6 separate regions of the Homo sapiens genome follow, and regions 2, 3, 4, 5 and 6 are each linked to region 1. Evidence: chromatin contacts called from ENCODE Hi-C or POLR2A ChIA-PET data. All regions are on one chromosome and are shown on one strand. Each heading gives the region's core, a stretch centred on a gene start or an enhancer-like site at or near the end of the contact. The rest is flanking DNA. Distances are from core to core; before and after follow the strand shown. Region 1 holds the start of LTBP4 (latent transforming growth factor beta binding protein 4). Region 2 has its middle 18 kb from the start of LINC01480. Region 3 holds the start of DMAC2 (distal membrane arm assembly component 2). Region 4 has its middle 17 kb from the start of PSMC4. Region 5 holds the start of PSMC4 (proteasome 26S subunit, ATPase 4). Region 6 holds the start of ZNF546 (zinc finger protein 546).

The links. A loop is a pair of places that touch in the nucleus more often than their neighbours do. ChIA-PET counts read pairs that join two places held with the same protein, here RNA polymerase II (POLR2A). Pooled maps may share reads with other maps.
Region 2: a loop to region 1 is called in a map of naive thymus-derived CD4-positive, alpha-beta T cell, with 2.8 times the contacts of the local background. The contact joins the enhancer-like site here to the promoter of LTBP4 in region 1. A Hi-C loop is called at or near these places in 2 of 168 maps with a recorded cell type or tissue (naive thymus-derived CD4-positive, alpha-beta T cell and natural killer cell) and 8 of 50 pooled maps. POLR2A ChIA-PET finds 5 or more read pairs at or near these places in 2 of 52 experiments (CD4-positive, alpha-beta memory T cell and activated CD4-positive, alpha-beta memory T cell).
Region 3: a loop to region 1 is called in a pooled map, with 2.9 times the contacts of the local background. The contact joins the promoter of DMAC2 here to the promoter of LTBP4 in region 1. A Hi-C loop is called at or near these places in 6 of 50 pooled maps. POLR2A ChIA-PET finds 5 or more read pairs at or near these places in 2 of 52 experiments (A549 and WTC11).
Region 4: a loop to region 1 is called in a map with no recorded cell type, with 4 times the contacts of the local background. The contact joins the enhancer-like site here to the promoter of LTBP4 in region 1. A Hi-C loop is called at or near these places in 1 of 37 single-sample maps with no recorded cell type and 3 of 50 pooled maps. POLR2A ChIA-PET finds 5 or more read pairs at or near these places in 2 of 52 experiments (A673 and activated B cell).
Region 5: a map with no recorded cell type shows a loop between it and region 1 (4-fold over the local background). The contact joins the promoter of PSMC4 here to the promoter of LTBP4 in region 1. A Hi-C loop is called at or near these places in 1 of 37 single-sample maps with no recorded cell type and 5 of 50 pooled maps. POLR2A ChIA-PET finds 5 or more read pairs at or near these places in 1 of 52 experiments (activated CD8-positive, alpha-beta memory T cell).
Region 6: a loop to region 1 is called in a pooled map, with 3 times the contacts of the local background. The contact joins the promoter of ZNF546 here to the promoter of LTBP4 in region 1. A Hi-C loop is called at or near these places in 1 of 37 single-sample maps with no recorded cell type and 10 of 50 pooled maps. POLR2A ChIA-PET finds 5 or more read pairs at or near these places in 3 of 52 experiments (A549, activated CD8-positive, alpha-beta memory T cell and activated T-cell).

Annotation. Positions count from the first base shown.
Region 1 is chr19:40,599,713-40,603,651 of GRCh38, forward strand. It overlaps LTBP4 (latent transforming growth factor beta binding protein 4), which reads left to right and starts at 1,657. Exons shown (of 30, transcript NM_001042545.2): 1 at 1,657-1,925. The coding sequence starts at 1,676. RefSeq lists silencers at 1,591-1,740, 3,934-3,939 and an enhancer at 2,922-3,445.
Region 2 is chr19:41,551,707-41,555,645 of GRCh38, forward strand. It overlaps a transcript of CEACAM21 not described here. Among named protein-coding and RNA genes, the nearest start is that of LINC01480, 18 kb to the left of the region's middle. Within about 2 kb of position 1,500, at least 5 of the 41 ENCODE cell types and tissues checked have a DNase peak (open chromatin) inside an H3K27ac peak, as active enhancers do; they include natural killer cell, where a contact is called at or near this core.
Region 3 is chr19:41,438,129-41,442,067 of GRCh38, forward strand. It overlaps DMAC2 (distal membrane arm assembly component 2), which reads right to left and starts at 1,784. Exons shown (of 6, transcript NM_018035.3): 1 at 1,754-1,784; 2 at 90-286. The coding sequence starts at 1,771. RefSeq lists an enhancer at 1,519-1,688.
Region 4 is chr19:39,951,720-39,955,658 of GRCh38, forward strand. No RefSeq gene overlaps it. Among named protein-coding and RNA genes, the nearest start is that of PSMC4, 17 kb to the right of the region's middle. Within about 2 kb of position 1,917, at least 8 of the 41 ENCODE cell types and tissues checked have a DNase peak (open chromatin) inside an H3K27ac peak, as active enhancers do; they include A673, where a contact is called at or near this core.
Region 5 is chr19:39,969,224-39,973,162 of GRCh38, forward strand. PSMC4 (proteasome 26S subunit, ATPase 4) reads left to right here and starts at 1,942. Exons shown (of 11, transcript NM_006503.4): 1 at 1,942-2,015; 2 at 2,923-3,021; 3 at 3,146-3,332. The coding sequence starts at 1,980. It overlaps LOC124904720 (a long non-coding RNA gene), which reads right to left and starts at 1,748. Exons shown (of 3, transcript XR_007067260.1): 1 at 1,657-1,748; 2 at 1,131-1,213. RefSeq lists enhancers at 1,262-1,311, 1,812-2,201, 2,226-2,905.
Region 6 is chr19:39,994,371-39,998,309 of GRCh38, forward strand. It overlaps ZNF546 (zinc finger protein 546), which reads left to right and starts at 2,690. Exons shown (of 7, transcript NM_178544.5): 1 at 2,690-2,787; 2 at 3,491-3,545; 3 at 3,878-3,939. RefSeq lists enhancers at 1,838-2,339, 2,325-2,504, 2,340-2,839, 2,512-2,806 and a silencer at 3,625-3,724.

The DNA.
Region 1 (3,939 bases), core at 407-2,906:
CCCTTGCCTGCCTATCTCAGGCTCTTCCCATCTCTGCATTATTTCTGTCTCTTTCTGTTTCTTTCTAGTTACCTGTCTCTTTTCCTCTCTCTCTTTCTCCCTGTGTCTCACTGCCTGCCTCTATGTCTAAGTCTCTCTGCCCCTTCTCTCTTTCTCTCCCCCAACCCCCATCATCTCTCTTTCTCTCAGGGTCTTTGTTTCTCTCCCACTAGAGGCCTGGTCCCCATAAATAGGTGTTGTGGGGGGAGGGTTGGGCAGAGCCGCTACTGAAAGACATTTTCCTGGCATGGAGGCCCTTTGGTGGGGAGGTCAGTTTAACCCGGTGACAGCAGCTTTTCCGTCCTCTCCCACCCAGGCTCCAGGAGGCCAGAGCTCTACTGAAGCGGCGGCGGCCCCGGGGGCCAGGGGGCCGGGGACTACTGAGAAGGAGGCCCCCACAGCGTGCCCCCGCTGGCAAGGCCCCGGGTAAGCACATCCGCCTTTCCTCCGCCTGGGGCGAGGGGGGTTCCGGGCCAGATAAAGCCGTCTGGTTCCCACGGTCCAGCCGCCGCCTACCCGCCCCCCGTTGTAGCTCAGCACCCACCCCCAGGACGAGGCCCCCTCTAGGGACCCCAGCGTCCGGCCGTGCGAGGTGAGCCCGGGACAGGACCAGACACAGGCCAGAGGCACTGACCCGCGGGGGTGGGGCCGGGAAGCCAGGCGTCCGGGCTCCCCGCGGCCGAAGAGGGAGGGCGCTGGCCCGTTAGAAAGCTCCGCCGAACCAGCCCAGACAACAAAAGCGATTGTGCGGGTTGGCGCCTGCCTGGGCACCAAATGCTCAAGATTGTGGGGCGGCTGGGGGCCAAAGGCCTCCTCCTGTTTCCCGAATCTTCCCCCTGCCCTCCTCCCGCTCCAGCTCTTGACCCCTAGTCTAGAACACCCCTCATCTCAAACACCCTCAAAACCCTCCTCTTGCTGTAGCCTTCAGCCCAGATGTGACCCCTCCCCCTAAAGTCTTCCAGATGTGAGCCTCGGGCCAGATGTTAGTACCCCCGCCCACAGCCTCCCTTTATCCATTGTGACTTCTCCCGCCAGGTGTGGCGTTCTGGCCAGATGTGGCTACATCTTCACATGTATCCCCCCCACCTCCAGCCTCCTGCCCAGGATCTAGACGCCCAATTCCTTTATGTGCCCAGGTGTAGCGACCCTTCTCCCATCCCTCAGATGTCCCACCTGGCTGTCCAGATGTACCATGATAGCCCCCTATCAAGATGAAGCCCCTTTCTCTGTGCCCCGGGCAGAAGAGGATCAACTCTTAGCTGTCTCCCCAAATGTGGCCCCCACTACTCTTAATGGATTTCCTCTTTATGGATTCAGCTCTGTCTGGGGGGAAACCCGCCCGCCCCCACCTGTTCCCTTCCCCGCCGCTCCCCTACAGGCCCGGTCCACTTGTTGGTGCGCGGATGGGGACAGAGGGGGCGCCCCGCTCACCCCTGCGAGTCTAGCGCCCAGCCTGCGAGCCTCTGGCTAAGCGCCCAGCCCCACGCGCCCCCGCGCGGCCGCCGGGGAGGGAGTGGTGAGGAGGGGGGGCCTGAGCGGGGGCGCGGGCGACCTCCCCCGCGGGCGGGCGGGCGGGTGCGGCCGGGCCCCTCGGGCGGGCTGGGGCGGCGGCGCGGCGGAGCGCGGCGCTGCAGCCATGGCGGGCGGCGTGCGGCTGCTCTGGGTGTCGCTATTGGTGCTGCTGGCGCAGCTAGGGCCGCAGCCTGGACTGGGCCGGCTCGGAGAGCGTCTCCGCGTGCGCTTCACCCCGGTCGTGTGCGGCCTGCGCTGCGTCCATGGGCCGACCGGCTCCCGCTGTACCCCGACCTGCGCGCCCCGCAACGCCACCAGCGTGGACAGCGGCGCTCCCGGCGGGGCGGCCCCGGGGGGACCCGGCTTCCGCGCCTGTGAGTGCGGGGTGGTGGTCCCGAGAGAGCGGCTCCGGGGGGGAGGAGGATCCCTGGGGATGGAGGAGACAGTCCTCCAGGGAGAGGGAGCCCAGATTCCATATGCAATAGTGCAAGGGAATATCAGGGGCTATTTGAGGAAGGGGGCCCCAAATTCCTGGCTTTTGGGGTTGGGTCCTGAGGGTTCCGATTTTGCAAGCAATGAGGGTTCTTAGAGGCCTGTGATGTCCCACGTGAGGGAATTGGCGCCAGCTTTCATGCTTTGCGTCAAAATGGGGATCTCAGAATTGAGGGGCCTGAGAACTTTTGGGAGGGGGGCTCGAATTCTGAGACGCTGAGTAAGGAGTCCCCGGGGACCAAGCAAGAGTCTCAGGACCGCATGGGGGACGTCTCAGTTTCTGTGTGTTTGGGTGGGAAGGTTCTGTATGGGAATGCCTGTGAGGTGGGGTACTAGAGAGAAGAAAGTTAATCCGAAGAACTAAGAGGGAGAGGGGACAGAGACGGGGGTTGTGTGTGTGTGTGTGTGTGTGTGTGTGTGTGTGTGTGGCGGCGGGGGTGGGGTGGGGGTGTCTCCGCAGGACCTGAGTTGCAGGGGTCCCACGTGCGACAGAAATCCAGATAAGAGGGCTTACGGAAGGGGCGCCCCCTGGGGGCGGAGGGGACAGGAGGTGTATGCACCAGGCACTCCTAGAGATGGGGAGCCTTGGGGGTTCAGGTGAGGTGGGGGAGGGCGCACCACCTGTTGTTCCAGGATGCAAAAGTGGGCAGACTCTCTGGGATCGGGCCTTCCTGCCCCCTACCCCGCAGACCCTATGGAGTGGGGAGTGGGGGCCCCTGGAGCGGAGAACTCGCCCAGCCTGGCCCCCAGCCAGCCCAGCCCGGCCGGCGTGAGCTCATCTCCCGCCTGAGCCCCCGCCCGCTGCCACTCCCTCTCTCCTCCCCTTCCTCCCTCTTTCTTTCACTCTTTCCCGGCCCAGCCCCAACGTGCCTGTGCCAGGCGCCATGCCCAGGCGGGTGCCAAGCCCTTGGGGGTGCAAGGAGTGGCATGTGAAGTGGGGGCTGACCTCAAAGGGACCCCTATGTCCTCAACTCCCCGCTTGGCCAGGGCTGTGGGGCATGACGTTGGCTGTGGCCATCTAGTGGCCCACCCTGGGTGTAGGCACCCCCAGGGAGCTGGCCTGCGGGCCTGCATTCAGGCCAAGAGAAGGCAGAGAAATGCCTCTGGAGCCTGGGAAATACCCTCAGACCTGGCTGGTTTCCCACCCCCTCCATCAGAGACCCTTACCATTCTGCAATTTTGATTCCTAGTTAAGCCTCTCCTAGGCCCCACTACTCAATTAAAAGCCCCCATTAGACCACCCTGGAGTCATGGCCCCACACTCCTACCTAAGGGAGCTGAGTTTTTGCTCCAGGCCCTAGACCCGCTCTCCAACCATGGCAACAGACTTTAGAGACCACTCCTCCAGTGAAATTCCCTCTCATTCTTCCCTCCCACCTCCCAAACTGTGCCTTTCCCCAGATAACTCTGTAGTATTGTCCAGAAGTCCTGTTCTTCTAGCTCACCCCCTTCCCCAGGAACTTCTGATCCCATTTATCTTCAGAGAACCCCAGGGTTGGTCTTGATAAGTGGGTTCTCGCAAGAGGACTCCAGACATTGTGCTCCTTACAGGCAGCCATTAATAAAAAGCCTTTGGCACTTAATCCTTAGCTGGGAGGGGAGGGGATTCCACAGAGGGACTCGGCCAATTGAGCCTCTTAAGTGCTGATGACTTCCAGGAATTCCACTTCACTATCTAAACCCTGTTTTCAGCACCGTCAAACTGGTTGTCTCCTAGGCGGCACTAGAGTCCTGTTTTCTAGGTAACTGTCCACAAAAGGACTCCTGCTGAAAGGACGCCTCAGTTTCCTCTGAGCTAGGTTCCTCCATCCCAGAAACCTCCAGCCGTCTTTGAACTCGAGAGGACTGCCCTTTAGTCGATCTCCTCCCAGGACTCCAGTCCCTTTATCCTTCTAA
Region 2 (3,939 bases), core at 250-2,749, 950 kb after region 1:
AATAAAGACAATCCTGGATGCCTCAAGGGGCATTTCCTAATTTCAGAAAAATCAAACCAGGAACAGTATGAAAATGGCCTCCTTGAAGACGGTGTTCCCTGAGTACCTAGAACCCAAAACCGGTCAGTTGGGGAGGAAGCCTTCAAGGGCCACATTTTGGCTGGGAAGGAGGACAGTGAAGCTCTACCGCCAGGCAGGAAGCCCAGCCAGTGTGTTCCCAGACCAAACTCAGGGTCTGGCTGCTATTTCTCACGGCCCAATAACGAGATGCAGATAAACTGGGGAGGAAGAGAGTTTTTTATTTCTGGAACCGGTTACAGAGAGAAGGCCCAGAAAATATCTCCAGACCAACTGTAAATTACAAGGTTTTCCAGAGCTTATATATTTTCTAAGATGTATGTCTACGTGTCAGTGTGCATTTATCTAAAGATATAAGTGATTAACTTCTTTTAATCTGTAACTCTAGTCTAAGTCTTGGAGACCTTTCTCTGGAGCCTCAGTACATTTACTTAAATCTAAATGAGTCCAGGTGCTGGGGCTATTACCCTGACCTTGTCTCCTGCTCAATCACAGAGGTTTGGGGGGGGTTCCTTTAGACCCCCAATGAACTTGTTTGTGGAGGCCTGGCGAGTTTCTTCAGACCCCCAATTAAATTTGTTTAATCCTAAACAGGTCTGGTTAAGAATTCCTTCTTTGTTTTGTCATGCTGTAAGGCCCAGGAAAGGCCTAGGTAAAACCCTTGGTGGGCTTTTGTTACATTCTAGCCTTTGTAGAAAGGCGCTGGCACTTTCAGCTTTTGATACTGAACTTAACCACTCAGTCAGTACTGAAGTAGTTGTGATGGGGACCTCCATTAGTGAAATCTGGCCTGCCACAATCCCCACTGTCAATTTGCGCATGATTTCTATCATGCTTGTATATTTATTTATCACAAGAATCATAGGGAGATGGAGCATTGTAATCTTTCTGGCTACTTCCTGCTGAGAGGGGGTCATCGTTATGGGGCACCGAATGCAGCACTGGAGTGGAAAAAGTCGATTTGTTCCCAGTAGCACTCTCTGTTTCGGGGGTGTAGAGGCAGCACCTGCTAAAACATAATAGTAGGCAACAGCAACACATATAAATAGGTTGCTGCTACTTCCTTCAGAAGTTTCGGTTGTCTAGTCTTCAGTTCACAGGGCTTTAAGAAAGCACAGCTTAGGTTTCAGTGATTTCCAATTAAGAAAAATGGGGAAAAAGGGAAAGAAAAAGGAAACAAATGAAAAGATTATTTAGGAGACTTGTAGCCAGAGAAATACGAATTTAACCCAAACTGTAGAAAATAATAAAAACTGAATGCCAGACTAGAATTTAAAAACAGGTGTACTATAGTTTCCAAAAGTTTTTGAAACATAACTTCCCTCTCTCCAGTTACCCTTTTTTGTTGTTGTTGTTGAGATGGAGTCTTGCTCTGTCACCCAGGCTGTCGTGAAGTGGCACGATCTTGACTCACTGTAACCTCCGCTTCCCTGCCTCAGCCCCTTGAGTAGCTGGGATTACAGGCACCCGCCATCATGCCCGGCTCATTTTTGTATTTTTGTAGAGATGGGGTTTCACCGTGTTGGCCAGGCTGGTCTTGAACTCCTGACCTCAGATGATCTGCCCACCTCAGCCTCCCAAAGTGCTGGGATTACAGGAGTGAGCCACTGCACCCGACCCCAGTTTCCCGTTTTTACTAAAGACAAATTACGACAGGACCAATTTGCTTTATTATGCTTTGCCACTTTATTTGTACGAGGTGCAGCAAGAATAATTATTTTTCACATAGGCTTTTAAAATTGGTTTTAATGGGACTTTGTTTTATAGAAGGAATCTGAGATAAGACTTTTTAAAGCTGAGCCCCTGCCATGGATTTCTACCATCAAATACATATGGTTGGGTGAATTCCTGTCCTCTTGAAGTTTCAAGATAACTTGGGATTCCTGACCTGTCAGAATGTGACATTCTTTTCTTCCCACAGATCAGTAACCCTGTACAGGGACTGTGTTCACAGGATATAAGGTCAGTTTTCCAAAGGCTTTATTAGCTCCACAAGTCAAGTTTGATTCCTTAAAGGAAAGCACAGCATTCTGGTCAAAACCTTGGTAAAATAACCAGTTTTTCAAATTGTGTCCTGTTACCAAAGAAAACACATTCTTATTGCACTTATGCAAATAACTATATTGCCATAAATTAAGAATACCCACAAATAGTTTCCAAATTCTGGGGAAATCGGGTAGAGAGAAACAAATAATGCTCCAAATGGTGTTCATAGGAGTATATTTTGATTAATCGTTAAAAGCTGTCAATAGCTCAAAAGAAAATTTGCCTTGACTCTGAAAAGCAAAACAAAGGATCAGCAACGTTTTAAGCAAAAAGTCAAAAAGATCACTTCAGCCTCCTATTAGTTCACTTCATGCAGTTAATTCCTGTCCTGCTTGATATCAATGAACATTTTAGCTCTCCAAGTGTCCCGAACATTTTTCCTCTCTTCTGATGTCACAATCTCCAAAGTTATCAAAATTTGCATTTAAGAGCACCTGTTAGGGCTTTATAGCTGATTATAAAATTACCTTCTAAAGAGGGCCAAAACAAGGTAACATGTGTATATGGGTGACTGAACGTTTTAGGGTAGTCATAGTCAAAGACACAATTGACAAGGAAATCTGTTACCTCTGTGGCCCACAATAATTTAACATGACAATTATAATTATGACTGATAATGTACACTGAGATATAGCAGAATTATAGGAGTCTCCCATAACTTTGGAACCCTCATCAATAACATATTTATAGAAATATAGCCCAAAGAAAGCTAAAAATCATTTTATATTTCACAATGCTTCCTGTATGATTTTTGTACCAAATAAGCCAAATTTCACCTTTACATTAGTGTACTATTAATGTTAAACCTAATTCTTAATAAAACCTGATAGACATATTTACCCAATTTTAATGTTTGACCATAAGGTAACATTTTTATAGACTTTCTATAACCCTTTACAATTTTTGTTAAAGAGCAGGTTAGTGCTCTAAGAGAAACCCATTGTGTTTTTATTTCAATGCTCAATTTACAGAAATGCTGAATTATACCCCTTCAACTTTAGTCAATATGTTTACACACAAAAATATTTTAATTAATTTTTTCATAAACCTTTCACAACTTGCTTAAACATTTAGCTTTATTTTATCCAACTTAAAGCAATTCTTTAACCTTTTAATCTAGGCAAAAAAAATCCATCTTCTCATAAGAGCTTTAGAGACTCTTAGGCTTCTTTACTAGGACAGCTGAGCTCTAAAGCATGTGAACTTCACCCACCACAACTGTTTGCTCCATCTCAAGCTCAGAACCCTGCCCTGTCTGCCTAACCACAAGTGAGTATTTCCTGCCTTGATTTCCTGACATTTCTATATTTAATTCAGCTTGTTAAGTTCCAAGAAATCCCCTGGCAATTTTTATTATTGACCTCTTCTTCTTTGCACAGGTATCCAACCCAGTATCTACAAATAAATGCTTCACTCATCTACTCCTTTCATGAAACATTGCAAATCTTTTTCTTACTAGTGCTTGGGCTTGCTTTTTTTTTTTTTTTTTTTTCTTTGCAAGGAAACATATAGATGAGCCTCAAGAGATTTAGAAATCTTTTCAGAGTAACCAGCTGAATGTCAGAAAGTCATATTTGGAGGCCAATCTAGTTAGATTAGATAAATAGTTTTTAATTTTAACAAACTGTCTTCCTTTTCTAACTGGACCTCTGATCTCACAGAAGCCAACAAAGTATTTGCAGTTTATAGGATCTAATTTTAAAATATGTGAAGAGTAGGCACATCTGGAAGGCAGGGCATCTAGATCTTTGAAAATCAAAAATCCCGAATTTCACATTGAATCTGAGGTCTCTAAAAGAAGGGACATGCCACAAG
Region 3 (3,939 bases), core at 534-3,033, 840 kb after region 1:
CCACAGTGCTGCCTGGGAATGGCAAGGACAGGACCTGGGCTCTGGTGGGCCAGGGTCTCCACAGGGTCTTGCAGACCAGGGATTCTCACCGATTTTTCTCATGCACCTTGTACATCTCCCTTTGGAGCAAGTAATCCCTCAGAGCCTCCACATCGTAGAAATAGTTGGTCAGGAACTGGAGTATTGTCCTTTTCTTCTTCTGATTGCCCTCTGGGGCCACTGCCGCACCCAGGCGATGGATGCCCCTGATACGCCCATTCCACATGGGGGCGACCAGGCGCAGGGACTGGGGAGGGGGAGAGGAAAGGAGCTGAGCCTGGAGCCTCCTGGGAGACACAGAGCTGGATCCCCCAGTTCTTGCTCCATGAACCTCAATCCCTCTGCTTCCCAACTCACCCTAAGTTCTTCCTTCAAAACTTCAAAACTGTCTTTGAGATTCCAAAAATTTCCCCATGTTTTTTCCAAGTTCCTCCTCCCCTTAGTGAACCCTAAATTTTCTCGACTAGCCATATATTGTTGATTTTCCTAAATTCTTCCTCTAACTTTCCCCCAAACCCTTATCACTCAAAACCTGCATTATTTGACCTCTTAATTTTCCACAGATTTGCCCCTTAATTACCCAATTCTTCTGCTGGGGTCTTCCCAAATGACTTCTTTCTTTCCCCAGAATATAATCTTAAAAACTTATCTCCAAACCTCAAGGAGAGGGTGCTCTGAGCAATCCCTAAAACCAACCAAGCTTGTCCAACCCGCCGCCTGCATGCAGCCCAACACAAACATGCAAACTTTCTTAAAACATTAGGAGGATATTTTTGTGATTTTTTTTTTTTTTTTTTTGGCTCATCAGTTATGGTTAGTGTATTTTATGTGTGGCCCAAGACAATTCTTCTTCTTCGAACAGCGTGGCCCAGGGAAGCCAAAAGATTGGACACCCCTGAACCGAGAAGGGTATAAAAAGCATGAGCTTTGAAGAGGAGAGTAAGAAAGTCGAGGGGTGTGGCCAATGGGAAGAAGCCCCCAAACTCTTCAATTTTGCTTTCAAGGTCTCCTCTTAATCTACCCCAATTTCTCTTTGCTTTAACCAAATTCTTTTTTTTTTTCAAATTATCTCGATAATTTTACCCAAACCCTTATTTTCCTCAAAAGTTTAAAGCTGCCAACCTCTTTAATTTTCCCTAAATTCATTCCTTGATTTTAAATCCTCTGAAAGAATATCTCAAATTCTCCTCTTAATTTCACCCAGATCATGCCCTTAGAACCTCCAAATTGACCTCTTGGTTCCCCCACCCATCATGCTTTTGAGTTTTCTGTAAAAATTCGTCAATCTCCCACTAACTTTCCTTACATTCATCCTTCGGTCTTCTAAGACCAAATCCCACATCCTCGAACAATCCCTTCCAAGCTCTCTTATCCTACAGGCCCCACCCTTGCCTGTCCATTAGCTCCTTGTGTCATCCCTCCCTCTGATTGGTTAGTCGCGTCGCTCTTCGGCAGCCACTCCCTCATCCCCATTGGATACTCTCAGCCAAGTCCCTGCCTCCTCTCGCTCGCTAAAGCGTCTCCTCCGCCTGCGACCCTCACAGATCCTTCCTGGCCCCCACTAGCCACAGGTTTGCACTCCCAGTACGGGGCTTGCCAGGCTTAGCCTGCTGCCTCACGGCTTTCTGCTCTCGTGGCCGCCAACAGAGGCCCTGAATGCGGAGGCTGTAGAGCGGACTTCAAATTTGGGGCTCTAGGAACTCCGGTCACTTACCGCCCAGGGAGCCGCCATCTTGCTAAGGTTTCGTAACCGGAAGGGGCCGGTCTTATCCCACGCTCCTGGTTCAGCGCGAACTTATTCTCCTGTGGCCACGCCCCGCGTTTTCTAACCGTCCTCTTAAAGGTGCACGCACTTTTTACTCTTAAAGGGTTTAGGGATTGCTCACAGCGCCCTCTCCCTGAGCTTCAAAACGAGACACAGGTCGGGCTCACGCACCTGTGAACCCAGCACTTTGTGGAGGCCGAGGCGAAAGCATCGCTTGAAGCCAGGAGTTCGAGACCAGCCTGGGCAACATAGGGGAGCCTTTATCTCCACAAAGAAATAGGGCAACCTTATATCCACAAAAAATAAAATGTTAGCCGGGCGTGGTGGTGCACGCCTGTGGTCCCAGCTACTCACGAGGCTGAGGCGGGGGGATCACTTGAGCCGGGGAGGTCGAAGTTGCAGTGAGCTGTGATTGCGCCACTGCACTCCAGCCTGGGTGACAGAGCGAGACGCTGTCTCTTAAAACAAAAAATTGAAAAACAAAACAAACCCCAGGACTCCACAATCTTTCCCTAGGAGAAGATGGGGTGTTCTTCCCGGCAGAGTACCTTTCTTTCCTGACTGCAATTGCAGTCTCCCCAAGCTTTCTTATTCTTCCAGCTTCCACTCACTACCTCCTAAAAACAGGGAATGAGGGGGCTGAAAAGCTGACCACGTCATTTTTAAAAATTAGGGTCAGGTAAGAGAGTGGGTGAAGAGGTTAGATGTCAAGGTTAGAGACTGAGGTGAGATCTCAAGACCAGTTTGGAGTTGAAAGCTAGATCGCAGCATGAAGAGCCATTGTGAAGTCTTGTGGATAGAATTATTCATTCATTAGTTCCAAGAATATTTACTGAGCACCTACCACGTGATGGCAGGCACTGTTCTAGATGCCGAGGTTACCATGGTGAGCAGGACAGACCCAGTCCCTCTCTCAGGAAGTCAACATTCTGGGCTGGGAGAGGATGGATGTGGGAGAGGATGAATAAGAAACAAAGGAATCAGCAAGGCAATTTTGATGAGAAGCAGATAAAAAAAAGTGACTGGGTGTAGGGCCATCAGCAAAGGCCTCTCTGAAGAGGTGACATTGAAGTAGAAGTGAATGATAAGGAAAGAGCCATTCAAAGATCTAGGGGAAAAGCGCTGCAGGGAGAGGTAGCCTCTAGAGCAGAGAGGCCTTGAGGTGGGAACCAGCTTGCAGACAGAGATAGGAGACTGGGTTGAGAGGTGGGCAGGGGCTGACGGTGCAGGCCTGGTAGGGTTTTATTCTATTCACAGTGGGAAGAAGGGAGTGTCAAAATCGGATTTACATTTTGTAAAGATTATTTCTGCCAGGTGGAGAATGTACCTTAGAGCAGCGGTCCCTAACCGTTTTGTTACCAGGGACTGGTTTCGTGGAGGACAATTTTTCCATAGACTGGGGGTCGGGGGTGGGGTGGGGATGGTTTTGGGATGAAACTGTTCCACCTGAGATCATCAGGCATTAGATTCTCATAAGGAGCAGGCAACCTAGATCCCCCGCACGCACAGTTCACAATAGGGTTTGCCTCCTATGAGAATCTAATGCCACTGCTGATGTGACAGGAGGCGGAGCTCAGGCGGTAATGCTCACTTACCCGCTGCTCATCTCTTGCTGTGCGGCCCAGTTCCTAGCAGGCGAGGGGCTGGTACTGGTCCTTGGCCCAGGGACTGGGGACCCTTGCCTTAGAGGGCAAGGGTGGATGCAGGGGACCAGTAAAAGAGGCTGCTGTAGCAGTCTAGGCAAGAGATGAATGGGGATGGGGCAGAGGGAATGGTGAGAAGTGCTCAAATCCTGGGCCTGTTTTGAAGGTTAAGCCAACAGATTGAGAAACTAAAAGCAGACGGGCGTGGCTGTGCACGTGAGGAAACTGGAAGGGCAGCAGGTTTAGGAAGGTGGGTGTGGCAGCTGAATAACGAACCCTCTCCCCATACCTGTGAATCCCTGGGCACTGTGACTATGTTACTTTCTATGGTAAAAGGGACTTGGGGCTGGGCGCGTTGGCTCACGCCTGTAATCCCAGCACTTTGGGAGGCCGAGGTGGGCAGATCACCTGAGGTCAGGGGTTTGAGACCAGCCTGGCTAACATGGTGAAACCCCGTCTCCACTAAACATACAAAAATTCGCCAGGTGTGGT
Region 4 (3,939 bases), core at 667-3,166, 650 kb before region 1:
CAGAGGATGCATCCAAGGGGGGGAATCTTTTGGGACGTCTGTAGTGTTTCCCATGGTAGAGCTGGTGTCCTGTAATCAAGAGGTCTGGTGAGGGATGCAGCCTCTGACTCTGACAGTCTTCACAATTGCAGCACACATCCTGGTCTGACTCATCCCAGACCTTCAAATCCCTGGCAAGAACTAAGCAAGCCAAAGAGGACAGAGGGAGGAGAGCAGAACGAGGGGGCTTGAGAGCCTTTAGCTCTTGGATTTGCCAGCTTCAACCCACAAAGTCTAGCAAGTAGTAGATTTTACATCAGCTCCAAGTAGAACTTACTCTACACCCACATTTATTTACATGGACTCTAACAAGAAACGAGATGATGTACTAGACAGAGGAAAAATTTCATCTGGCCTAATGAGTAAGGCTTCCTTCCAAGAATCCTGGAGGGTGGCTTCACCCATGCAACAAGGACCAGAAACAAGAACGCATTTCCATTCAGACAACTGACAAAACAGATTATAAACGTCCAGGCTCCACAAAGAAGAATACGGTCAGGGAAAATACTGAGTGGTTTCAGTATTTGAAACAAAAGAGAATTCCAGATTGCCGGCTGGTACCTAGCCCACACATGTCTGGGGCAGTTCCCTAGACCAATCTCAGAAGGGCCAGCCAGAATCACTCCAACTGCCTACGCAAGTTTCCCAGAAGGGCTAACTGGAATCACCCCAACTTCCCACCCAAATTTCCAAAAATAAGGGAGAGAAGGAGAGACAAAAGAAAGAAAGAGGCCCTTATCAATGTCAGACATAAGTCAAGGCAAGGATTGGTTTGGCCGGTTCTTGAACAATCCAGATAGGTTTAGTGATTAATGTATTAAGTTTAGTCTAACATTTCCTTTGACTTGACAAGATGTTCTAGTAGTCCTCACTCATTGTACTCCTGGTGAAAGTTTCAAATCTTGGAAAGGGTAAGAAATACGCAGAGGAGATGGCCAGATATAATCCTGGCCATGCCATTTACTGGGCATCTGGTGAGAGAGAGAGAGAGAGAGAGAGAGAGAGAGAGAAGAAGAAGAGCAGACTCACCTAGGGTCCAGACTTGACTCTCCAAAGCACCAACACCAAAGCAATGGTCCAGAGTGGCCACCTTTGTTACCACCTGGTCAGTTGCCTCTGTCCTCCAGGAAGTCTTGCTAACTCCTGTGGGGACCTAAAATGAGGGTCCCATCTGGGGTACCAGGAGATGTTACAATCATCCTTGGTTCTTGTAGTCTTCCAGGATAGAAATCAAGTGAGATTGCTGGGTGTGGTGGCTCACCCCTGTAATCCCAGCACTTTGGGAGGCTGAGGCAGGTGGATTGCTTGAGCCCAGGAGTTCAAGACCAGCCTGGGCAACATGGTGAAAACCCATTTCTACTAAAAATACGAAAAAAAACAGCTGGGTGTGGTGGTGCACACCTGTAATCCCAGCTACTTGGGAGGCTGAGGCAGGAGAATTGCTTGAACCTGGAAGGCAGAAGTTGCAGTGAGCTGAGATTGTGCCATTGCACTCCAGCCTGGGCGACAAAACAAGACTCCATCTCAAAAAAAAAAAAAAAAAGAAAGAAAAAGAGAATGTTTATTTTAGCTTGTGCACAAGAAAGGTCAGCACTGCAAAAGGAAAAGGGTGGGCTGCACCCCAAAGGGAGCAGGTTGATCTGTCTTATAGGGGCCTAGCTGCTGTGACGTGCCTGTCATTGAATGTTTAGGAGGGATTTCTTTGGTGCCTGCACAGTGGTTCAACACGCTTTTTCATACATTGTATATAACATTAGCATTTTAAATCACCTCTGGGCATGATTTTTAGCATTAAAATAAGGAAAAGTTGAAACAAGCCTAGCTGTACTTGCAGGTCCCTGGGGAAGTCCCTAGGCCCCTAAAGCAGGAACTTGTGGTTACTAGCTTCTTGGGCCTTTGATGCTGATTGGCTGGAGATTAGGTAAGCTACATCTTGAGTAAGGGGCTTTTCTTCTTTTTCTCTGGACCACATCAAAACAGGAAGTCAGCCAGCTTGCCTGTCACAAAACCAGGAGTCAATAAATAAAATGATTTATTATTTGAATAATGTATTTGTAGGTTCTTTTGGGTTCTCTACACATACAATCATATTGCTTATGAATTAGTTTAATTCCTTCCATTCTCATCTTTATAACTTTTCTTTAGGCTTTCCAATAGATAATTGAATAAAAGATATGATGGGGGCATCCTAGTCTTGCTTCTGATCACAAAGAAAATACTTTCCATTGGTTTTTGTTGTTGTTTGAGAGGGAGTCTCGCTCTGTCACGCAGGCTGGAGTTCAGCGGCACAATCTAAGCTCACTGCAACCTTTGCCTCCTGGGCTCAAGCGATCCTTCCATCTTAGCCTCCCAAGTAGTAGGGACTACAGGCACATGCCACCACGCCCAGCTGATTTTTGTATTTTTCTGTAAAGATGGGGTTTTTGCTCAGGCTGGTCTCGAACTCCTGGGCTCCAGTGATCCACCTCCCTCAGCCTCCCAAAGTGCTGGGATTACACGCATCAGCCACTACACCCAGCCTGTTTTCAATATTTTGCTATTAAGTATGATGCTTACCGTAGCATTTTTGAAAGTATACATTATTGTATTAAAGAAGTTTCCTTCTACTTTTAATTGTTTAATCATAAATAGATGTTTAACTTTATCAAATGATTTTTCTGCATCTGTCTCAATGATATTAATATCCATTGTTGATCATTACCTTGATGTAGAGTTGCTAACTAAGATACAAGACCTCCAGTTCAATTTGAATTTCAGGTGACAATTAATTTTTAGTATAAATATGTCCCATGCCATTTATTGGCTAAATCTGGAAACCTGTCTAGTTCCATTATTTCACCAGGGCTTTGCAAAATGGGGATTTTTAATGTATTATTTTCTCTTCATTTATTAACTACAATGCTATTATACAAAGAAGCATCCCCTCATTAATTCTCTGGTTACCCTAAATTGTAGTTAATACAGAAAAAGCAACTTAAATGCTTCAATTTTCAGTTTTAGTACATTCTCTCTAAAGGTAACCAAAACGTGTGTGTGCGTGTGTGTGTGTGTGTGTGTGTGTGTGTGTGTGTATGTAATATCCTTATGAATGCATGGATTTTTAACATTTGAAGTGGTCAAACCTTAGACCAGTGGGAGCTGTCTTGGTTTATGGTACATTTCCTACCCAGAACCACAATCATCCATTTCTAAAAGAGCCACAATTCCTATGATTACCAAATTGTATTTATTTATTTATTTTGAGACAAAGTCCTGCTCTGTTGCTGAGGCTGGAGTACAGTGGCATGATCATGGCTCACTGCAGCCTTGACCTCCTGGGCTCAAGTGATCCTCCTGCCTCAGCCTCCCAAGTAGCTGAGACTACAGACGTGCATCACTACACCCAGCTAATTTTTAAATTGTTTGTAGAGACAAGGTCTCCCTATGTTACCCAGGCTGCTCTCAAACTCCTGGATTCAAGTGATCCTCCTGACTTGGACTCTCAAAGTGCTGGGATTATAAGTGTGAGCCACGTGCCTGGCCCCAAATTGAATTTAGACACTATAATTTGAGCACTAGGGGAGGAACTGCCTTTAATATTTTTAATTTTGTAAAACATTTGCACAGTTCCAGAGCCAAAACTTGACAATAAGTTATCTTCACAGAGCTTTAGCTGCCATCCCTGTCCTCTCCACATTTCCTCCCTTCTCCTGTGAGTAACCATTTTTATGGGATTTTCATTCAACTTTCCATCATTTCTCTTTGAAAATATAGGGAAAGACATACATATACAAGTGTGCGTGTCTGTGCATTTCCCTTTCCTTCTTTTGCAAAAGGTAGCATATTATAGCATATCATACACATTGTGTTTTCTTCTTTTTGTTTTGTTTTGTTTTGTTTTTATGAGACCAAGTCTCACTC
Region 5 (3,939 bases), core at 692-3,191, 630 kb before region 1:
AATATCCAGTCTGAGGTATAGGGCATAGTCATAAAATGGAAACCATCCAGAATGAAAATGAAAGAACTATTTCTACACACGGTATGCATGAATCTCACAAAAACAACATTAACTAAAAGAAACCAAACACAGTACACAGAGTACTGGTCTAGAGAGAAGGAGAATTCAAAACAAACAAAAGTAACCCAGCTGTTACAAGTCAGGGCGAGTCCAGCCAGGCACAGTGGCTCATGTCTGTAATCCCAGCACTTTGGAAGGCTGAAGTGGGAGGATCATCTGAGTCCAGGAGTTCGTGACCAGCCTGGGCAACACAGCGAAACCCTATCTCTACAAAAAACATTTTAAAATTAGCAAGGCGTGGTGGCACACGCCTGTAGTTCCAGGTGCTTGGGAAGCTGAGGTATAGGATTGCTTGAGTCTGGGAGGTTGAACCTGGAGTGAGTAGTGATCTCACCACTGCACTCCAGCCTGGGCAACAGAGCAAGAATCTCTTTCAAAAGATATATTTTTAAAGGCTACATGGGGTGGGTCATGCCTGTAATCCCAGTGCTTTCAGAGGCTGAGGAGAGAGGATAGCTTGAGGCCAGCAGTTGGAGACTCTAGTGAGCTATGATCGTGCCACTGCACTCCAGCCTGGGCGACAGAGACTCTAGCTCTTAAAAAAAAAAGAAAAAAACAGATGAATGATAACCTTTAGAAGGGATCGGGAGGCCGGATGTGGTGGCTCACGCCTATAATCCCAGCACTTTGGGAGGCCAAGGCAGGCAGATCACTTGAGGTCAGGAGTTTGTGACCGGCCTGGCCAACATGGTGAAACCCTGTCTCTACTAAAAATACAAATATTAGCCTGGGCAACAGAGTGAGACTCCGTCTCGGGGCGGGGAGTGGAGGGGGGAGAAGAAGGGATGGGGGAAAGGGGAGCACATGAGGCTTCTACTGTTTGGTTTTGCGATCTGGATTCAGGTTGTATGGGCATGTTCACTTTGTGTAATTTTGTCGAGCTGTAATGATTTGTGCTCTTCTCTTTATTTAACTTCAATAAAAGGTTTACTTAACAAAAATTGTAGCTGGTGTGAAGGGTAGCAGTGTTTCCCTGGGGCCAAGAGTACAGGCTTTGGGGACAGACAGACCTGGGTCCCAATCTATGCTTTGTCCCTTCGGCACATTGTTGACTGTGGCTGGTGGCTTCGTGGCTCTGAGCTTGTCTCCTTCTCTATAAATGAGGAAACATAATACTTGCGACGATGATGCCTGTAAAGCTTAAGCGCAGGACCTGGCATAGATCTGTAAGGCGGAAACCTGGGATACAGAACTAAGGTCTATGGATCTCCTGTGCTACCCAACTTCTGGGCACTCGCTGCCTCCTTTTCCCCAGCCCAGACGCGTGGGTTCTACTCGATTGGTTGCTCACTGCGGGCTCGGGGCTCCTCAATCCCGGGGTAAAGCCCAGTATGAAATGTCACCTTCAGGGGCAGCTCGGATCTTCCCACGCCCGCGCGGCGCACAATCTTTGGATCAGCGCCACGTGGAGACCTTACCCGCCCGTACGATCAATCCCTTCTGTGGAACCCAGCTCAAGGACCCTCCAGCCCAGACACTAGAAAGCGAAGAGCAGTTGGCCGCCAGACTGTCCGTGCCAGAGCTCTGCGAACTTACTCCGTTGAAAGAGCAACGGGGCTGCGCCACCTCCCGGAGAGAACCCCCAGCCCTCCACGGCAGGGCGAGATGGCGCCACCGCGTGATACTGCGCACGCCCACAGCTCCCGTCCCGCCCTCGCGCCTGCGGGTACGGACAGCGCATGAGCTTATGTTGAGGGCGGAGCCCAGACCAGCCCTTCGTCCTATCCTGCCCTTCCAGCACCTCTCAGCCGTAACTTAAACTACACTTCCCAGAAGCCTCCTCAGCCAGGGACTTCCGTTGTCGTCAGCGGAAGCGGTGACAGATCATCCCAGGCCACACAGAGGCCGGCTTGGTCACTATGGAGGAGATAGGCATCTTGGTGGAGAAGGCTCAGGTACAGTGGGGACTTGGGCTTTTTAGTCCGGGCCGGGCTCGCGGGGAGAGGGTGAAGCCAGACCTGAGTGGGGGGAGGAATGGCTTCCAGGACCCCGGCCCAGGTTGGGGTTATTTTAGAGGCCTCGGTGGAGAGCTTTGTGCCATTCGAAGGCCTGTCTGGGTGGCCGAGTGATGGTAGGAGGTAAGGCTCAGAAAGCGGGGCTGGGGGAGTGAGTGACGTTAGTGGGTCTTTGAGACGGATTGATTTCGAACCCTGGCCGGTAGTGCTTAGTGAGGTCGGTGGCCCGGCGTTGGGATTGGGTCAGGCGGTGAGTGATATATGGGATCCCGCCGTGCGGCCGAGTGATCCCCGGGTCTGGGCTGCGGGGCTGACTGATGTTCAGGGCTTTGCTGATGGGGGTAATGGGGCGGGTAGTTAAGTATTATCTGTGGCTTGCCTGAGTGATATTTAGGTCTAAGGTGAGTTAGGAGACTGTGACATAAGGGATCTTTGAGGGGAAACTGGGGAATGTTGGGACTCGTTGAAGGCGCAGTCACTTTAACAGCCTATCTAGGAGAGCCATGTGACATTAGGAACCTCTTGAAGGGGATTGGGTGGCATTTGGGTCTGATAAGGAGTTGATGTGACGTTTAGATCCTAGTTGGGGGTTGTGTGACACTGGGGACATGTTATGAGTGGTATATGATAACATAAGATCTGTTTGAGGGGCAAGTTGACATAAAGAGCTTGTTTAGGTGGCCAAAAGGTTTCCAGGATCTATTTAGAGGGTCTTAAGATATCAGGGGTCTGTTAGGGGCTAAGTGACATCAGGGTGAAGTGGGGAGGGGAACAAACATTAGTGAAGTTGGGAAGCTTTCATGAGAGGACTGTCTTCTTCCAATGTGAGTTATCCCCTTTCGTCTAGGATGAGATCCCAGCACTGTCCGTGTCCCGGCCCCAGACCGGCCTGTCCTTCCTGGGCCCTGAGCCTGAGGACCTGGAGGACCTGTACAGCCGCTACAAGGTACATTCGACCCCCAACCCAGACCTTGCACAGGACCTGACATCTCATACTCTTCCCCACTTTCCACCACTCTCTGGATCAGCAAGTCTGGAGCCATCCCCTTCTGTCCCCTCTCTGCTCGCAGAAGCTGCAGCAAGAGCTGGAGTTCCTGGAGGTGCAGGAGGAATACATCAAAGATGAGCAAAAGAACCTGAAAAAGGAATTTCTCCATGCCCAGGAGGAGGTGAAGCGAATCCAAAGCATCCCGCTGGTCATCGGACAATTTCTGGAGGCTGTGGATCAGAATACAGCCATCGTGGGCTCTACCACAGGTGTGCTAAGGACACCTCATTCATTCATCTGTCCACTTAACAACTATTTCCTACCATGTGCTAGGCAGCAGCAAACAAGGCAGGGCAGTGCAGTGCAATGTTCTTCAGAGTATTTTGACTGATCGAAAGGTAGAAATACATACATATATATATATATACACATATATATATGTATATCTATGTTTTTTTTGTTTGTTTGTTTTTTGTTTTGAGACAGAGTTTTGCTCTTGTCCAGGCTGGAGTGCAATGGCATGATCTCGGCTCACTGCAACCTCCACCTCCCAGGTTCACACGATTCTCCTGTCTCAGCCTCCCAAGTAGCTGGGATTACAGGCATGGACCACCAAGTCTGGCTAATTTTTGTATTATTAGTAGAGACAGGGTTTCACCATGTTGGCCAGTCTGGTCTTGAACTCCTGACCTCAGGCGATCCACCCGCCTCACCCTCCGAAAGTGTTGGGATTACAGGCCTGAGCCCCACTGCACCTGGCCAGAAATGTATTTTACATTGTGATTATCTGTATCTGTCTCTTACTTTTTAGATAGATGTGTAAAACATAAGTTTCACCATGAAATATTTAGCCTTACTAGGTGTGGTATATGCTGA
Region 6 (3,939 bases), core at 1,440-3,939, 600 kb before region 1:
CTGATCTTGCATAGGGCCTGTAGCCTCTTTCTTTTAGCCAATTTCTCCCTTTTGGAACAGGAATGTCTATCTAATGCTTGTACCCCCATTTTATCTTGGAAGTAACTAACTTGTTTTTGATCTTACAGGCTCATAGGAGGAAAGAACTTGCCTTGTCTCAGATGAGACTTCAGACTTTGGACTTTTGAGTTAATGCTGGAATTAGTTAAGACTCTGGGGGACTGCTGGGAAGGCAAGATTGTATTTTGAAATGTGAGAAGGCCAGGAGATTTGAGAGGGGCCAGAGGCAGAATGACATTGTTTAGATGTGTATCCCAACCCAAATCTCATACTGAAATGTAATCCCCAATATAAGAAGTGGGGACTGGTGGGAGGTGATTGGATCATGGGCGCAGATTCCTCATGAATGGCTTAGCAGCCCTTTGTTTCCATCCTCATAATAGTGAGTTCTTATGAGATCTGGACATTTAAACGTGTGTACCATCTCCCTCCTCACTCTCTTGCTCCTGCTTTCACCATGTGATGTGCCTGCTCCCATTTTGCCTTCCACCATGATTGGAAACTTCCTGAGGCCTGCTCAAAAGCAGATGCCACTATGCTTCCCGTACAGCCTGCAGAACTGTGAGCCAATTCAACATCTTTTCTTATAAGTTACCGAGTCTCGGGTTTTCTTTATAGCAATGCAAGAATGGACTGATACGGATATATACAGATATATACAGATATATATAGTGGGATGACTGGGTCATATAGTGGTTATATTTTTAATTTGAGAAAACTCCGGATATTTTCTATGTTTGTACTAATTTACATTTCCACAAATAGTGTACAAGTGTTCCCTTATATCCATACCCTCACCAACCCTTGTCGTCTTTTGTCTCTTTGATTACAGCTATTCTAACACTGTGAGGTGGTATCTCAGTGTGGTTTTAATTTGCATTTCTCTGATGATTAGTAATGTTGAGCATTTTTTCATATGGACACTTTTTTTTTTTTTTTTTAAAGATGGAGTCTCACTCTGTCACCCAGGCTGGAGTGCAGTGGCGCGATCTAGGCTCACTGCAACCTTCGCCTCCTGGGTTCAAGCAATTCTCCTGCCTCAGCCTCCTGAGTGGCTGGGATTACAGGACCCACCACGCACCACCACACCCAGCTAATTTTTGTATTTTTTTAGTAGAGACAGGGTTTCACCACGTTGGTCAGGCTGGTCTCAAACTCCTGACCTCACGATCCGCCCACCTCGGCCTCCCAAAGTGCTGGGATTATAGGCATAAGCCACCGTGCCCAGCCTTATATTGACACATTTTTAAGGGATTTGGGGGGGGGCAGGGGTTCTTTGCAACAATGTAAACATCCAGTCCCTCATCAAACTTTCAATTTTTTTTCACGTACTAATTTATATCAGTTTGGAATTATGATTCCCTCTGTTATTTAATGGGTTTTAATCTATAACTAGCATTATTTATTTTGATGCTCAAACCATGTCAAGTTTGGTCAGTGGAAGTCCCTTCAATCTGGTTTCCATGTCCTTTGAACACGTCCCCACCATTCTTTGAGCACTGCCTTACTTTCAAGCACAAGATGTTCCAAGTTCATTCTGAACTTTCCCTTCCCCAGCTCTGGAATCTGCCATTTCTCCATGGAGCCTTGCTCCTTTCAGTGGAGCATGGTATTTAGGAACCAAGGGCTGACTGCCTAATGTGCTTTCCAAGTATAATTTCCTCAGTCCAAGCTTTTCAAATTGATCTGCCAAAGACCCATTGCCAAAGATCCATTGCCAGAATATAAGAGTGGAAGGAAATTCTTAATATTTTTTGAAAGTTACTATTATTTTCATTTTTCTCTTTGTAAAAAATTCATTTAATTCAATATAAAAAGACAAAAATCTTTGGCACATAAATCGCAACTCTCTGATGCAAATGTTTAAATAAAGCTGATACTCCAAGAAGACGCAACATATTCTCTTTATCCCACAGACATATAGGCCTATGGTTGCAAACTTTTATACACACACAGAGTCACAATTCCACTGGCACCCGTGATGTTCCACATCCAGATTTTCCAAATCACACATTCTCATCTTCACATAGCCTTGCCGGCAACCACACGGCATAGTACCACATTGTTACGTCAAGCACAGCCAGTCTACCACAGAGCCTGTCGTCCCATTGACCAAAGTCACAAAAATCACAGCCCCGGGTATTTACTGTGGTTTTCTCCAGTCAGATCCCTTCACTCACTACACACTGACTCACACTCAAATTACACACACGCGGAAACACAACCCGCCAGAGCCAGAGAGGTTCCGTCGGTCCCGCAACCCTCACAGTGCCACACACACGCGCTCACAAGGCAAATACAAATGGCCAGGCACTCATTCTTTACAATACACATATTAAGCGCCTATTATGTACTACACGCCGGGACTACCTCAAGAGGTGAAACAAACAAAATCCTGCCTGGCGGAGCTATCGCCCAGTCCCGCACGCACTCGGCCTCAGGGTCACACTCGGCGGTCCCACGCTCAAGTGGCCCGGCCAGTGGCCCAGAGGCGTCTGTTCTCCTCCTCAGCTTCCTGCGTGGGTTCCTGGTAAGTGAGTCGAACCCGCCGGATGCGCGCGCGCCTGCGCCTCCGCCCAAAAGGATCAGTTTCCGGCTGTGGACTACATTTCCCAGAAGCCCCTTGGGCAGTGTTGCCTGGACCCCAAGGGCCCTTTACATTGCGTTCTTAACGGTTCAGTCACCTTAACCGTTATTATTCACTTGCGGGCGAGAAGTCCGAGCTAGGTGAGGCGGAACGGGACTCTTACGAGTAGGACTGGGGATAGAACTGCCGCCCAAAGTGAGGCGCTCCAGGGCCCAGACCTGGCGTGTCGTGCCCGCAGGGAGCCTCAGGCCTGTGCGTGCTTGGGGAGCGGAGAAGGGAAATTGTGTGACAAAATGTGGCAGACGGTGTATGTGTGTGTGTGCGCGCGACGGGGCGCCTGTCAGGACCGGGTTGGGCGGGTGTGGGTGCGGGTGTGAGGCTGAGACAGGTGCCTGGCTCTCTGGTGTGTGTCACTGACCCTCTACCCTCCTCACGGCCTCGGTGTTTGCACACAGCAGTGTCCCCAAGAGGGAAGTCAAATATCGAGCTCTGGGATGAAGGTTCCCAGCAAGAAGGTACAGACCTGGGTTGGCGATTGGACTTTTGAATTAGAAGTGTCCCTAAAACAGACTCCTGGGACGACAGGTTGGAAGACTGCGCAGTTGGAGCCGCTGTGTGGGCAGCTGCATGTTTCAGAACCACTGCATTCCCATACCTTTGATCTAGAAACCTGGTGTGAGTTCAGAGACAGATCCCAGCCTCACTCTCACACAGCTGTTATGTGCGTGAGGTCAGCACAGATGTGGCGCTGGAGGGGATATTCTAGGTCGGTCTGTGCTCTTAAGAAAGGCCTGCTGTCTCATGATTATTTTTCTTCCCCCATTCTGCTATTCATCAAAACAGGGATCCTGAAAAGGAGGGAACAATTGTTGTAGCAGGTCTAAAAGTTCAGGTCCAGGTAAGTTTATATTTCCTTTTTATTCATAAAATGGAAATCACACATTCTAATCCTCACACAGCCTTGCCTGCACCCAGTCATACGGCGTGGTACCACACTGCTATGTCAAGCACAGCCACAATCTACCACAGAGCCTGTCACCTCATTGCTCACAGTCACAAAAATCACATCCCCAGGTACTTTCTGTAGCTTTCATTTGCATTTTTCCCTTTGAAGAAGTTCATTTGATTCAATCTAAAAAGACTAAATTATTTGTCACATAAATTGCAACTCTCTGGTCTATATCTTTAAGTAAATCTTTAAATAAATGCATAAAATGTTTTTGTTTTTAGGAAATGGAAACATTGCTTTGCTTTTCCTGAATTGTCCAGTGACCTATCCCAGGCCTTCCTTT